Regions from separate parts of the Homo sapiens genome. Here all the other regions are linked to region 1. The links are chromatin contacts, found by Hi-C in ENCODE. All regions are on one chromosome and are shown on one strand. The core of a region is the stretch at or near the end of the contact, and the rest is flanking DNA. Distances in the headings are between cores, read along the strand shown.

Region 1 (4,856 bases), core at 1,161-3,660:
TCACGATCACAAGAATATCTGACTCTAGATATTCATAGACTCCAACTTTGGTGGGACACCAACTTTCCTGGACAGGCAACCCTTCATGTTTCTCTCTAGTCTCCCCATCAAACCCTGTCCTTTTCCCTCAGTGATTATTCTAAACTTCTACCAACTTTCCTCAATCCCTATCCCAACAAATCAACGCAATGTCAGCAAATTCACCTGCTGCACTTAAGAACTTTTGCTCCATCACACAAGAACTTCCACACATTTCTTCCTCATCCCACACACTCACTCACGTCTGTGCCCACCCTTCTCCCCATCCCTCCCAGGAGAGTGGAAGAAGTGTCCCTCGTGCCCCGCATAGCCTGAAGGTGGCCTCTGCTCTGGAGATCGTCTTTTGGTGGCCTCTGGGACCTTGCTTCATCAATCATCCAGCCCTCTAAATCCTTGACCTCAGCATCTTCCTGTTTCCAAGCCCTTTCCACCTCACAAATGTGAATGTTCCAGTCTCTTCTTACAGGAAAAACCCACAAATGAACAAAACCCTCCCTTAAGTCCACATCTCCCTCTAACTCTTCTTTATCTCCTCACAGCCAAATTCCTTAGAAGAACTGTCCTCGACCGGGCACAGTGAGGTCAAAAATCTACTCGGCATCCTGAGTGTTTAAGAAGGCAAGAAATTGTGTAGTACATTTTTAAAATTTCCATCTCAAAGAGTCAATAAAATTTTCATTTCTAAAGAAGTATTAAGCTCTCAACTGTAAAATTACCCATTCCCTGAGGACTCCAAACAGCAGGGTTTTACTGCACAATCTTGTTTGCCATTTATCTCATTCTTAAAAATAAGGATGGTGTGTGTGTGTGTGTGTGTGTGTGTGTGTGTGCATGCGCGCACGCAGGAAGGATCACAAATTAAGCTTTCCAGGTGTTTTAACTCCAGGAATATGGGAACTTAACACAGTATTAAAGATATTAAAAAGTGTTAAATCATTTGTGTAGGTGAACAAACTCATAAAATTGTGTGCAACTATTGTAAAAAGCCTAAAATTTGAGCATTAGTAGAGTCCTTTAAGAAAAGTGCAGGCTTTGAAGTTATATTCAGACCTGAATTTAAATCTTGATTTTGCCATTTAGTTAACTGTGAATTTTTAGCAAGTCAATTTCATATAACCGAAACTCAATTTCCTTCTCTATAAATTGGGGGTAATAATTCCTAACTCACGAGGTGGTTGTATGAAGTAAGGAGAAAACATATGCAAAGTGTTGAACACAGTACCTGGGATAAAGCAGATGGGCCAACAGTAAGCAACTATTATTATACCCTAACCTTATTCTACTTTGTCCCCCAAATATTGGAAGAATCTAATCTTCCCAATTAGCAAGTCATTGGAAGGCTTCCCAGACTTATACGAAGCACAATATACACTATTCAAAAATGGAACAGACTAAAAGTATTTTAAAAATACAAAACCAAACAATCAATGAGATCAAGGATTTCAGAATTCTGCTTCTCGTCCCATATACTCAGCATCTATTCTGTCTGGTTTTGTAATAACCCATATTATTTCTTTATCAACCATATGAACCTTATTGTTGTTTTTTTGCGATCTAAACATCCCTAGCGGGTTATGTTACTTATTTTGAGGGCTACCTTTGCAAGGGTAATTGTCATCATTGCACGAAAACCAAAAAGAAATCAGGTACAAGGGGCATTTTATGCAATGCTATTAACTGTTCCATGCATCTCAACAGTGGATTGGATCCTAAGTGGATATTTTATTATCACAATAGATAATCATAATCACATTACTGTGCCACCCCCTCCCCGCCCATGCATGCGTTCATGAACAAAACTCCAGACTAACAGTATGAATGTTCTATAGGGACCCCAAAACTCAAAATGTGGTGCTCTCAGTAAAGATCCTCCGGGGGAAGAAGAGGCGGATGGGTTTCACTGCAAGTGGAAATGAATCGAATCGAAACTGTTCTGCCTACTTAAGACTGGAGATGAGCCCTGTGGGGCTAGAAGCCGAGACCGGCAGGTGACCGAGGGCCTGGAGGCAAGAGACGAAGGAGGAGGCACCCAGAGGCTGAGAAAGGTCTGTGCCGCCGGGGAGAAGACAGCCAGAGCCCGTGGCCACCTCTACAGCTGAGGTGGTAAGATGTGACCGCTCCGCCCAGTCCCCAGGATGGGTTTCAGCCCCAGGAGTCTGGGAGAACTGAGGAGGGGATGCGGGTCCTCGCTGGTCGAGCAAAAGTGAGGGTAAGGGAGGGTTCCCCGTCGCCTTCAGAACGGAATGATGCTGTCCCCGCCGCCATCCCGACGCCGGAGGAGAGGAAGGCAGGGACCCAACAGGGAGCGAACAGGTTACCTGTCTCAGCCGCGTCCCACGGGTCACCACTTCCGCAGACTCGGGGTTACTACGGGCTACCCCGGCACGCGCCGGGTGACGTCATCCACACGCGCCCGGGGCCGCATTCTGCCTGACCCGCCTTCCGCTAGGCCCGCCCCCTTAGGATGAGAGGGCGAGACCGCCCGGGGGAGATCTGCGCAGGCGCGGAGCTGCCGCGGTCATAGGAGGGCGCGAGCAGCTTGGCTGGCTAGGGCTTGTAGAGTTGCCCTGGTACCCTAGTATTCCTAATTGCAAAATCTTTATGAAGCTTAAGAAAAAAATCACCAGCCTGGGCAACCTGGGGAGGCCCCGTCTCTACAAAAAAATTAAAAAATTAGCCGAGTGTGGTGGCGTGCACCTGTGGTCCAGCTACTATGGAGGCTGAGGCAGGAGGATTGCTTAGGTCCAGGAGTTCGAGGCTGCAATGAGCTATGAACGTGCCACTACACTCCACCCTGAGCCACAGAGCAAGACCCTGTTTCAAATAAAATTTAAAAAAAGTTACTGAAATACAGATGTGCAATTTTATTCCTTAGCCTAGTCTCACCTCTGCTGCATGTGACTATTGTTCACATATTAATTCCACCACAATTTAAGGTCCTCCTGTGTGCCAGGCAAGCACCCTTAACAAAAGCTGGGGAAACAACCAGGAACAAGACAGACGCTGTGCCTTCCCTCATGGGGATTACTTTCTAGTTGAGAAAGCAAACATTAAATGTAGAAGGAAAGGCCGGGCGCGGTGGCTCACGCTTGTAATCCCAGCACTTTGGGAGGCCGAGGCAGGCGGATCACAAAGTCAGGAGATCGAGACCATCCTGGCTAACACGGTGAAACCCCGTCTCTACTAAAAATACAAAAAATTAGCCGGGCGAGGTGGTGGGCGCCTGTAGTCCCAGCTACTCGGGAGGCTGAGGCAGGAGAATGGCGGGAACCCCGGGGGGCGGAGCCTGCAGTGAGCCGAGATCGCGCCACTGCACTCCAACCTGGGCGACAGCGAGACTCCATCTCAAAAAAAAAAAAAAAAGTAGAAGGAAAATAAGTTGCTGAGAAATTAAAGGAAGACAGGTGACCTTTTGATTTGAGATGTCAAGAAAGTGCCCTCTGAAGAGGTTCAGTAAACTGAGAAGCAGCCAACTCTGTGGAGAGCTAAGGAAAGAACAGCCAAGAGAAGAATCTACATGTGAGCAAGCAATAGGGAAGGGGCAGAATGTGGTGCCTTGGAGAAAGTGAGAAAGTAGGTCATGGGAAGAACAGAGGATGAGATCAAGAAGGCAAGGAGAGTCCCCATCATGCACAGACTCTCTGGGTTCCTGTGAGGAATACGAGTTTATTCGAAGTGTAAGGGGAAACTAGTGAAGAGTTATCAACACGTAAGTGACAGGATCTAGTTTTATAACATCACCCTGCTAGCTGCTGTGTATACATGAAACTTTTGAGAAACAATTTAAAAGGATGCAAAGAGAAGAGTTGCTTTTGCAATGAGCAGGTAAGAAATGATAGAAATGGACAAATTTCAGGAATAATTCTGAGGTAGATGTGACAGACTTGGAGATGAGTTTAGATAAGGGAGATAAGGAAAAGAAAAGTGTCAAAAATAATTCTTAAATTTGGGGCCTAAGCAAATAGCTGGATCATATAGCTAAAACAAGGTTTGTTTCACCTCCTTTCAAACTTGATTTCTTTGCTTGTTTCCAAGTCAGTCCTCTAGGTTCTCCTGTCACCTATCTTTCCTCAGTTTCTATCACTGGCTTCCACTTTCCCTTTTCCTGAGCTCTTTTTTCCCTTGGCTTTCTTAGGCTCCATCAGAGGCTGCAAACCCCAAAGCCTACAGCAGCCGGGCAGTTAACACAAAGGAGTGAAGCCCAGGGATAGAGACTGTGGTGATCTGGAGCTCGTGGTCCCTACCACAGCTCTGTTGATTTTTGCCAACCAGGAATGCTGACCCGGTGATGTCAGATCCCCTGCTTAAAAGATAATCGAGGGCCGGGTATGGTGACTCACGCCTGTAATCCTAGAACTTTGGGAGACTGAGGCGGGCAGATCACAAGGTCAGGAGTTCAAGACCAGCCTGACCAATAAGGTGAAACCCTGTCTCTACTAAAAATACAAAAATTAGCCGGGCGTGGTGGTGGGTGCCTGTAATCCCAGCTACCCAGGAGGCTGAGGCAAGAGAATCGCTTGAACCCAGGAGGCAGAGGTTGCAGTGAGTCAACATCACGCCACTGTGCTCCAGCCTGGGTGACAAAGTGAGACTCCATCTCAAAAAAAAAAAAAGAAAAAGAAAAAAAAACACCAATCGATATACAGATATTTACATGAAATCTCACAAATTTTAAACATTGCTCACTAATTCACATTTTATTAAACTTCTGTTTTGGACCAAACAAAACACATCTGCTGTCCATATGAGGCCTGCAGGCCTGCACAAACTTTGCCTCCTTGATGTGTATTTTCCCAGGGTGGTGACTTTGTCTCTTG
Region 2 (4,856 bases), core at 787-3,286, 2.0 Mb after region 1:
CAGATCACGAGGTCAAGAGATCGAGACCATCCTGGCCAACATGGTGAAACCCACTCTCTACTAAAAAAAAAAAAAAAAAAAAAAAAATTAGCTGGGCATGGTGGCATGCGCCTGTAGTCCCAGCTACTCGGGAGGCTGAGGCAGAATCACTTGAACCCGGGAAGCAGAGGTTGCAGTGAGCCGAAATTGCATCTCTGCCCTCCAGCCTGGGGACAGAGCGAGACTCTGTCTCAAAAAAAAAAAAAAAAAAAAAAAAAAAAAAGCAGACAGTATGGTAATAATTATTTCAGGCAAGAAGTAGTCATGAATGCCAAAACCAGTGGGTCAAGGTTTGAGGAGTCATAGGCTATATCTATGGTTGCAAAGTCTTCACTCATGACACTAATTACCAAAGAAAAACCCAGCATCAATCAGAGAAATGCAAATCGACATCACATACCTCCCGGCTGGTGCTCTGAAAACTCAGCAACACCTCAGTGACAGTCCTGCCAGAAACGCATCACCTCATCACCCCATGAGCATATACCAGTGTGCACTGCACTCCTCAGAAAGGTCAATCAAAGGAGACTCAGGAAACCTGACGACTGAATGCAACTGGATCCTGGACCACAAAAACAATACTGAAACTCTCCAGTATGGTGTTGGGCCCTCGTGCAATTAGAGTGTGGACTGTGCATTAGATAGTGTCAGTACCCTGTGTGCTGTGATTTCTGCTGTCATGGCTTCTTTCTAATTTGGTCTTGAGGGAGAGTGACCATAAGCCAAGATAGCCACTCTCTAGGAGAACCGAATGGGTGTGGGGTTCAGGTGAGATACAATGAGAAAGTAAAATTAAAAGGTACAAAACAGAAGGAATTTATTATTCTTAGGTTCCGGAGAGGTTAGGGATGCCTAAGAGAGGCGGACAAGCAGATGGAGAGGGGCAGTGAGAGACGGTGGGAAGGAAGGGACTATGGCTGTGCTAGGGTCCATGGAAATCATCCTTTAGGATTTCCCTTGGGGCCTGTGGACTGGCTAAAGAAAATACGAGGGAAGGGTGAACTCATCTGCACTGATACTGGCCATTAGGTGCTATGGCGGTCAGCGGCTGTGGGGTGTGTTGCGCTTTAGGTCAATGAGATAAAGAATAAACGAGTTATCTCACACACCACCATATACGGAGAAGTGTTACCTACGCCAAGGCGAAGGGTACGACTGGCTTTCAAACAACTTAAGTCAGGCCTAAAAATAGATGCGGAGACAACAATTATATTTACCACGTTTATGACCCTGTATTAATGGAAATGTCTTTATTCCCAAGAAATAGACCTTGAAGGACTGAGGGGCGGTGCTGAGGTTCCCGCTGGCCCCTGGGCGCCCCCTGCTGGCCCGTCCTCCTCCCGCCCCCAGACGTCTGCACAGAGCATGCGTCACACCGTCCACGGGTTTCCAGCAGCAGCCGTTCACCCGCGCTCTCGGATGCGCTTCTAGCTCGTGGCCTCCCGGGCTCTGTCCGCGTTGTTCGTCCCACGGTCGGGAGCCCAGTCCTGCCGCCCCGCACCCGCCTCCCCCTGGGGGTTCTCCCGGCAGCCGTCTTGCCACCCCGCGTGGCCGCCGGCTGCCAGAGGCACAGGGGAGCGCGAGGCCCGGCGACCGAGCAGTGTCCCCGGCTCTGAGTGTGGGGAAGGCCGCGGGGCCGCGCCCACTCGACCGCCGTCCAGGGGACTGCAAGGCGCCGGTACATCCGGCTCGACGCTGGCGGCGCAGGCCAATCACGGACGGGGACGGGTGGGCGCGGGGCTGGACGGGTTTTGTAGTCGGTGCGCTAGCGGGACTACTGTCCCCACAGCCCCCTGGGCCACATTGGCGTCAGTGGCTGCGCCCGAGGGCCCGCCCCTCACAGAGCATGGGCCAATCATAGCCGGGGGCCGGGCGGGCGCCGGGCATGATGGACCTTGTGGTCGGAGCGCAGGCAGGACTCCAGCCCCCAGCGGGCCCCGCGCGCCGGAGGGGAGGAGCCGTGCGGCGGCGCGGGCGGGCGGGCGGCCGTCGGGGCAGGGCGGCGGCGGCGGCGGCAGCGGCGGCGGCTGAGGAGGGCCCGGCCTGCGAGAGCCTCAGTGGGAGCCGGCTCAGCCCTCGGCCACCATGTCGGCGCCGTCGGAGGAGGAGGAGTACGCGCGGCTGGTGATGGAGGCGCAGCCGGAGTGGCTGCGCGCCGAGGTGAAGCGGCTGTCCCACGAGCTGGCCGAGACCACGCGTGAGAAGATCCAGGCGGCCGAGTACGGGCTGGCGGTGCTCGAGGAGAAGCACCAGCTCAAGCTGCAGTTCGAGGAGCTCGAGGTGGACTATGAGGCTATCCGCAGCGAGATGGAGCAGCTCAAGGAGGTGAGCCGAGCCGCCCTGCCCTGCGACCCCCGCCCGGCGCCGGGGCCTGTGGGCGTCGTCCCTGGCACCAGGGCGGCCAAGGTCAGCTTGCCAAGCGGGGGCCGGCAGGGGTGGGCCGCCGGGGCGGAGGGGGCACGGGCAGTATGTGGGAGTGGGCCCGGCCTTGGCTAGCAGGCCGGTGCCGCGGCCGTTGCAGACGCCGCTAATGCAGGGGTCCGGGCGCCTTGTCGCCTCCTGCAGCTGCCCGCCTGCTTCTGTGCGGACCTGGGCGGCCCCGGCGGGGCGGGGCTTCGTAAGGGCTGATGCTTTGCGGTGGTCGCTGTTCCGGGTGTGTCTGAGTGTGGGGTGGGGTTGGGAGGGCAGTGGCTGAGCCGGGAGCTGAGGCCACGGATGCTGGTGACCCGCTGGGAGAGGCCGAGGGTGGGCCTGGGTCTGGGTGGCTGCGGCTCTGTCACCTTCAGAGAAAGCACTTCCCCTCTCTGGGCGCAGCTACTTTCGGAGCGTTTCTGCTTCTTTCATGAGTGCCTCCGAGGTGGGGAAAGGTCGTGGACAGCGGCCTAAGTGAGTAGGGGCTCGGGGTTGCACGTGGAGGTTGCCCCTGGCATGGGTCCCCCAGTACCCTTGCCCCAGGCCCAGCGCTGTGTCCTCATGGCCGGGATTGCGCTCCCACCAGCTAGCATGACTTCCCTGGCCCACTTCCTGTCCAGCCCCGCTTCTCGGGCCCTTCCCCTCGCTGTGGCTTGCTGTGTTCCTCTTGGACGGAGACCTCAGTGGTCTGTGTCATTCCCACTGGGGGGAGAGTAGGTTAGACCACCAGGCTGGTCGAGGGTCTCCAGGCGGCAGGGCAGCGGGAGTCTTGGACAGTCCTTCCCCAGCTTCTCTTCTCCCGTTCCCTGACTCCATAGCGTTGTTTGCAGGAATTGCTTTCTGGGAGGATACACCAGGGTTTGGATCCAGGCTGTGCCCCTTGCTAGTGATGTGGCTTTGGGTAGAGGCCCTCCGTGAGTCTTAGTTTCCCCCTCTGCAAAATGGGAGTGCAGTACTGCGTGCCCAGAAAGGATTGTTGTGAGGGTCATGTATTTGGAAAGGACTGGTGTGCGGTCAGGAGTATAGCTTGGTGGTGTGCTCCCTTCCCCCACTTGAGTGTGTCCTGGTGAGCCCTTGGCTCTTGGTTTCCAGGCTTATCACCTGGCACCTCTGCTCCCAGTCAGCCCAGACAGGTGCCTAAATCATTTGCAGCCTTCCTTGCCTCCCCCGTGTCTGAGGAGACCCGTCTGTGGAGAGCAGAGAATGAATCCAAGCAGATGCTTGGATGTCTGGGCAGAGCAGGTGCTCAGTTAGTACCAGTCAATGGCTGACCCTGGGCCAGCAGGAGCTGGGTCCTCCCCCATCGCCCTCAGGACTCGATTCTGTTGTCTGTCAGCAGGTATTGGCACCTTCTGCAATGCATGCTCCAGTGGCGCTGGAGCTACAAGAGGGGTGAGATGCAGCTGCTCTTGCAAGAGTCCCCATCTTAGGGTGGGGCGTGTGATAGGGAGGCAGGGGGCTCTGAGAATATGGAGTGGGAGTGGACTCGGCCAGTTTCTGGTCTCCTGTAGCGGGGCTCACCCTCTCCAGCAGGCAGCACTATCTGTTAGGGCGCTTTTCCCTCTGCACACAGTGAAGCAGCCCTCTTCCTCCTACCAAGTGCATCGTGAGCCGCTCCTGGGCAGCCTCTACAGTCCCTGTCTCTGTCCACAGCTTGGGTTTGGCAGTGTCCTCTGTGAGAAGGAATTGTCGCTGACTTAACTTGTCCCCGCTTTGGTGCCCTTCATTTGTCAGGTCTTTGCTATTCTGACACAAACGTTTTGGCACAGTGAAGAATCTTGGCATTTTCGTGGCATGTATCTGGAGGGTGAGTCCCTAGCAGAATCAGGAAGAGGGTATACCTGTTTCTGTGGGTACTCTTTAGGCGTCTGCTTGCTTGTTTTTTGTCACCACCTGGCTTCCATGTACTGGCCACATGGCCTTGGACAAATTACTGCTCTGTTCTGAATCTAGTTCTCCTTTGTAAGGTGGGATAAGAATGTTTCTGCTCGGTCTCTAGCAGAGTCTAGAGGAATGTGCATCAGCGTTTCAGTTTCAGTAGATGTTGCCAGAAAGTTTGTACCAGTTCACCCCCCATCAACAGCATGCGTGTTCCTCACACCCATGCCAACACAGGCTCTTGCTAACCTATTTAATTATGGCCAGTATTATAGTTGAAAATATTAACTCTTCATTTAAAAAAAACCACAAGATTTAAGGAGTCAATAATTGTGGGGTTTTTTTTCTCCTGTAGAGCGGTGTACCGCCTTAATTCTTTAGAAAACTTTATTTCTTGAACTAAAGTGCATTTAGTTACTAATAAATTGTGCTCCAAATGGAGTTGCTTGTACTTCTGCCCTGCATTTGTAGATAATAGGATCGTTGAGGGAAGGACGCTGGCCTGCTGGTCCCAGTGTGTGGGTTTC
Region 3 (4,856 bases), core at 672-3,171, 1.4 Mb before region 1:
TTTTTGAGACAGAGTCTTGCTCTGTCACCAGGCTGGAGTGCAATGACACCATCTTGGCTCACTGCAACCTCCGCCTCCAGGTTCAAGCGAGTAGCTGGGACTATAGGCGCAAGCCACCACGCCTGGCTAATTTTTCGTATTTTAGTAGAGACGGAGTTTCACCATGTTGGCCAGGATGGTCTCGATCTCCTGATCTCGTGATTTGCCTGCCTCGGCCTCCCAAAATGCTGGGATTACAGGCATGAGCCACCGCGCCCGGCGGTGTGGCTCTAAACTTTAAAGCTCCTGAGAATCTCAGTTCCCATCCCTTATAGTGTGAGGGTCTCACCGTGCCAAGTGTCACTCTAAACTTTAAAGTTCGGTATGGTTCATACCTCGTGCCTCTTACCTGCAGCCCAATTACTTCACCAGGGGCTCAACTGAAGAATTAGTGATGAATGGTCATTATGACCCTGTGCAATTTTTGTTATTTATTCACAAACCAAAGAAATGCAAAATGATAAAAAGAAGATACAGTGTTTCCCTATGACATTGGCAGAGACCTTTGAAAAAATACCCAGGGTCTGACAAGAGTGTGGGGAAAAACATTAATTCATTGCTGATTATATAACTAGGATTTTCTGGAAGACACAATAATAGGTATAAAAAACCACAAAAACGTTCAGACCTTTTGATGCCATAATTCTACCACTTAAAACATTTTTCAAGGGGATTATTAAATAGGGTTGCTTTCTAATTAAGAAAGCTCATTGCAAGATACTGTATAAGACCAAAGATTGCAAACAACTTAAATGCTCAGCAATATAGGATTGGCTGATGGAATCATTTGTTCAGCAAATACCACTGAGCACCCTACTGGAGTGCCTGCTGTGCTCTGACCATGCTTTGGGAATAAATATTCTTCTCAGACGTGTGCTCAAAATACACAGTGTGACCCAATGTCGAATGTACAAGTGTGTAAACTGATATTTGACCAAAGACAAATATTGCCAGCTTAGAACTTCTGGGTTTCATGGATACATCTGAAATTTCATTTAAGAATTTTTTTGTTTTGTTTTGTTTTGTTTTTTTAGACAGAGTGTTGCCCTGTTGCCTAGGCTGGAGTGCAGTGGCATGATCTTGGCTCACTGCAGCCCCCGCCTCCCTGGTTCAAGCGAGTCTCCTGCCTCAGCCTCAAGAGTAGCTGGGATTACAGGCGTGCACCACCATGTCCAGCTAATTTTTGTATTTTAGTAGAAATGGGATTTCACCATGTTGGCCAGCCTGGTCTCGAACTCCTGACCTAGTGATCCACCCTGGGCCTCCCAAAGGGTAGGGATTACAGCCTTGAGCCACTGCACCTGGCCTTATTTAAGAATTTAAATCATGTTTCAGTTTTCATTTAAGAACTTTAGTAGTTAAAATTGTATCTGATTTTTTGTTTTTAAATTGATGCATAAGACATGCATATTTTAGGGATACAAGTGGTAATTTTATATATTTGTGTAATTCATACAGATCGAATCAGTGTACTTGGAATATCCATGCCTTAAATATGTATTTTTCCTTGATGCCAGAAACATTTGAATTAGTCTCTTCTAGCTATATGGAAATGTATCTAGATTATTGTGGACTGTAGTCACCCTACTGATCTATCAAACAGCAGGTCTTATTTCCTCTATCAGACCAGAGGTTTGTACCCAGCAGTGACATTTTAAAGCTTAATATTTATAGTGTGATAACAGTGACCTCTCAGCACCGTCACCGGGCAGGGTGCTCCTGTGGTCACTGTTTTCAGATCTGCAGTGGAAACAAAAGTCCATTTCCAAGAAACCAGTGGGGCCGTACAATATGCTTTGGTAGCTAGCTTAGTCAGCACCAGATTCCGCAGAAGATGCTGGTGCCTGAAGCAGATCAATGGGACGGGTGCCACGGTGGGTTACCGTGTAAGAAGTAAATGTAGCATGTGAGTCAGCTTTCCTTCCTTTAAGCCAGTGGTTCTAGGGGTGATTCTGCCCCCCCAGGTGACATTAGGCAATGTCTGGAAATTGGGGGAGTGTTGGGACCAACATCTACTGGGTTGAGGTCAAGGGTGCTGCTAGCTTTTTATGATGCACAGGACACTCAGCCCCTTACAACAAAGAACCACCTAGTCCAAAATGTCAATAGTGCCAACCACAGTAGAGAAACGCTGCTCTAAACATAGACACAGTAGTCTCCCTAGCTGTGGTTTTGCTTTCAGCCGTTTCAGTTACCCACAGTCAACTGTGGTCTGAAAATCGGTGAGTACAGTACAATAAGATACTTTGGGAGAGAGAGAGAGACCACATTTACATAACTTTTATTACAGATACTTTTATCATTGTTCTATTTTATTATTAGGTATTGTTGTTAATCTCTTAGTGTCTTAGCCTTAATTCATAAGTTAAGCTTTTTCATAGGTATTTATGTACAAGGAAAAATGTAGTACAGTTGTTCGTCTGTATACCTGAGTTCTCACCCCTTGAACACTGTATTCTTGGTCCTGGTTTCGTTAAAAGAGTCTAGGTATTACTGCAAGGGTCTGGTGAGGGCTAGACAAACATCCCTGCAGAAGGATCGGTATCACAGGGACACTAACCCAAGAGGCCAAGTCTGTCCTGGCGTCAGGAAGGGTCCCACTGGGGAGAAACAAATGGTTTCACACTTCAAACGTTTTCAAGTGGGAACGTGAACCACCCGTGCTGTCTGACAACCTGTGTTGTATATGTAGGGTCCATACTATCTGCAGTTTCAGGCATCCATAGGGGGTCTTGGATTGTTCCCGCAGATAACGGGGGACTATTGCAATTGCTAACATCAAGTGTTCTCCTTTCCCTACCACCTGGACTTGAAGATGGGGTTGCAGGAAATGCAGCAGCCCCGGAAACAGAAGCTGCGTGCTCTGCTCGAGGAGCCTTCTGGACGCTTCAGCAGCAGTCTTCAGATTGCTGCCTTTCCTCAGTCATCTTCATTTCCAATAATTTGCATGCATTTGAGGGAAAAATTGTCCTCAAGTGTTGGATCTAAAAATTAACAGTGGAGCACTGGAATAGGCTTTTAAGCTAACACTGTGTCTCTAAATGTCCATGCTCCTCAGCGCTCCTTGCAAGCAAGTTAATCCCAGCACCTTTCCGGCTAGGAAAATAGGAGGGTCTAAAGCAGGCTGAAGAAGAAAATAAGTGCTTGCCTCCCAAAGTCCATGGAGTAGGTCACTTCTTCAGCACATTCCAGCAAATGAGCTGCGTTCTCTGCAAGCAATCTTATGCCAAATTGGCATTGCTTCCCACATGGTACAATTTTAAGACTTTTTTTGTTCTTCAAGCAGCCTTTGAACACGGAATAGCTACTGTTCCAGTTTATTGGAACATTTTGTAAAATTACATGATAAGCCGGTTCCAAAATCTTTTCTATGTCATGTAGTTTATCTTTGGATAAAAAAGAATGATGAAAGCAGCCCACTTGCTGGAGATTACAGGCAGCAATTCTGTGCCATTATTGCTTTCTCAACACACAGCTGAAGAGTGTGAACAAATCATAGGACGCTTGTGATTCCCAAGTCACTTGTAGCCATCACCATGTTTGTTCCATTGCTGGAGACAATTGCCCAACACTTTACTTGATGGACTTTTCATTTCATAAATATTTCTCCAATAAGATTCCTTTTACTGGGAAGAACCAAAGCCTCTTGGCAGCAAAATAAAGATGAGCGCACTCAGCCTCACCATTAATCCACCAGGCTGTCAAACTGATGGAAAGAATACAAAAGCAGCACATTTAATAACACCATTAAACTTTGTGCATGCAGCAGCATGTCATGCAGGAAGAAAGCATTTCGATAACATGGTTTCTGGAAAGAACTTTGTACCTGATCACTTGAGTAAATTACAAAAGTTCTTTGTCTTCATCCACTGAATACAGTTGTCAGTGGGTAACATTTTGAGAAGCTTTTTGTTCAAACATTTGGTTTCCACAGAACTGAAATGTGTTTTGAAAGAATTCATGTGAATTCTATTGTTTTGAATTTGGCTAGTGAAAATGTACATTGTGGGTGCCACGTTTTTCCTGAGTACCTCTTCATCCTTTTATACCCTTTGTTATAACTGGATCAATCATAATTTTCCAGGTATCTGTTGCGATTATTTTGGACTTATTTTCCTCCTTATGAAATTTTGAGGTGACAAAGATGATATGCTGCTTGCCATTTATAGATAAGAATATCTAAATCAGGGGTGTCCAATCTTTTGTCTTCCTTGGGCCACATTGGAAGGAGAATTGTCTTGGGCCACATATAAAATACTCTAACACTAATGATAGCTGATGAGCTTAAAAAATCGTAAACAAATCTCATAATGTTTTAAGAAAGTTTACGAATTTGTGTTGCACCACTTTCAAAGCCGTCCTGGGCCACATGCAACCTGCTGGCTGTGGGTTGGAAAAGCTTGATCTAAGCAGAATATTTTCTTGAAAGACTAATGGCCTATGTGAAATTAAGGAACTGAAAATTAAATGTAGATCTTAAAGTTTGTTTAAGTTAATATTATCAATGCACCCATTCAAATAATTCATCAAATATTAGAATTATAGTATAATCTAGTGATTATTTTCCTCCGTATTACTGAAATTTTTTTTTTTTCAGGAGATGGTGAATTTTATTTTGTCTTGTCTGGATAGAGGTTTTGATTTGCTCTCGAATGTTCCAGGGTGGAGAGAAACTAGGAGAAAAGCACAGGATGTAGAGGTCTATTCGGCATAATCTTCTCCCTCATTTTCATCTTCACCATCAACAGAGAGAGCAGCATACTTGCTTGCAGAACTGAACTTGGAAGCTGGATTTTCCTCAGGTTTCTTTGGCTCAG

The links. Hi-C counts contacts between places; a loop is a spot of excess contacts on that map. Pooled maps may share reads with other maps.
Region 2: a map of B cell shows a loop between it and region 1 (15-fold over the local background). The contact joins the promoter of BICD2 here to the promoter of AOPEP in region 1. A Hi-C loop is called at or near these places in 2 of 168 maps with a recorded cell type or tissue (B cell and naive thymus-derived CD4-positive, alpha-beta T cell), 1 of 37 single-sample maps with no recorded cell type and 8 of 50 pooled maps.
Region 3: a loop to region 1 is called in a map with no recorded cell type, with 7 times the contacts of the local background. The contact joins the enhancer-like site here to the promoter of AOPEP in region 1. A Hi-C loop is called at or near these places in 2 of 37 single-sample maps with no recorded cell type and 1 of 50 pooled maps.

The regions. Positions count from the first base shown.
Region 1 is chr9:94,724,253-94,729,108 of GRCh38, reverse strand. It overlaps AOPEP (aminopeptidase O (putative)), which reads right to left and starts at 2,410. Exons shown (of 17, transcript NM_001193329.3): 1 at 2,358-2,410. RefSeq lists enhancers at 2,139-2,618, 2,141-2,683, 2,629-2,798.
Region 2 is chr9:92,762,013-92,766,868 of GRCh38, reverse strand. It overlaps BICD2 (BICD cargo adaptor 2), which reads left to right and starts at 2,036. Exons shown (of 7, transcript NM_001003800.2): 1 at 2,036-2,364. The coding sequence starts at 2,125. RefSeq lists silencers at 444-493, 1,346-2,085 and an enhancer at 3,909-4,068.
Region 3 is chr9:96,147,741-96,152,596 of GRCh38, reverse strand. It overlaps the pseudogene EIF4BP3. Among named protein-coding and RNA genes, the nearest start is that of HSD17B3-AS1, 96 kb to the left of the region's middle. Within about 2 kb of position 1,921, at least 3 of the 41 ENCODE cell types and tissues checked have a DNase peak (open chromatin) inside an H3K27ac peak, as active enhancers do.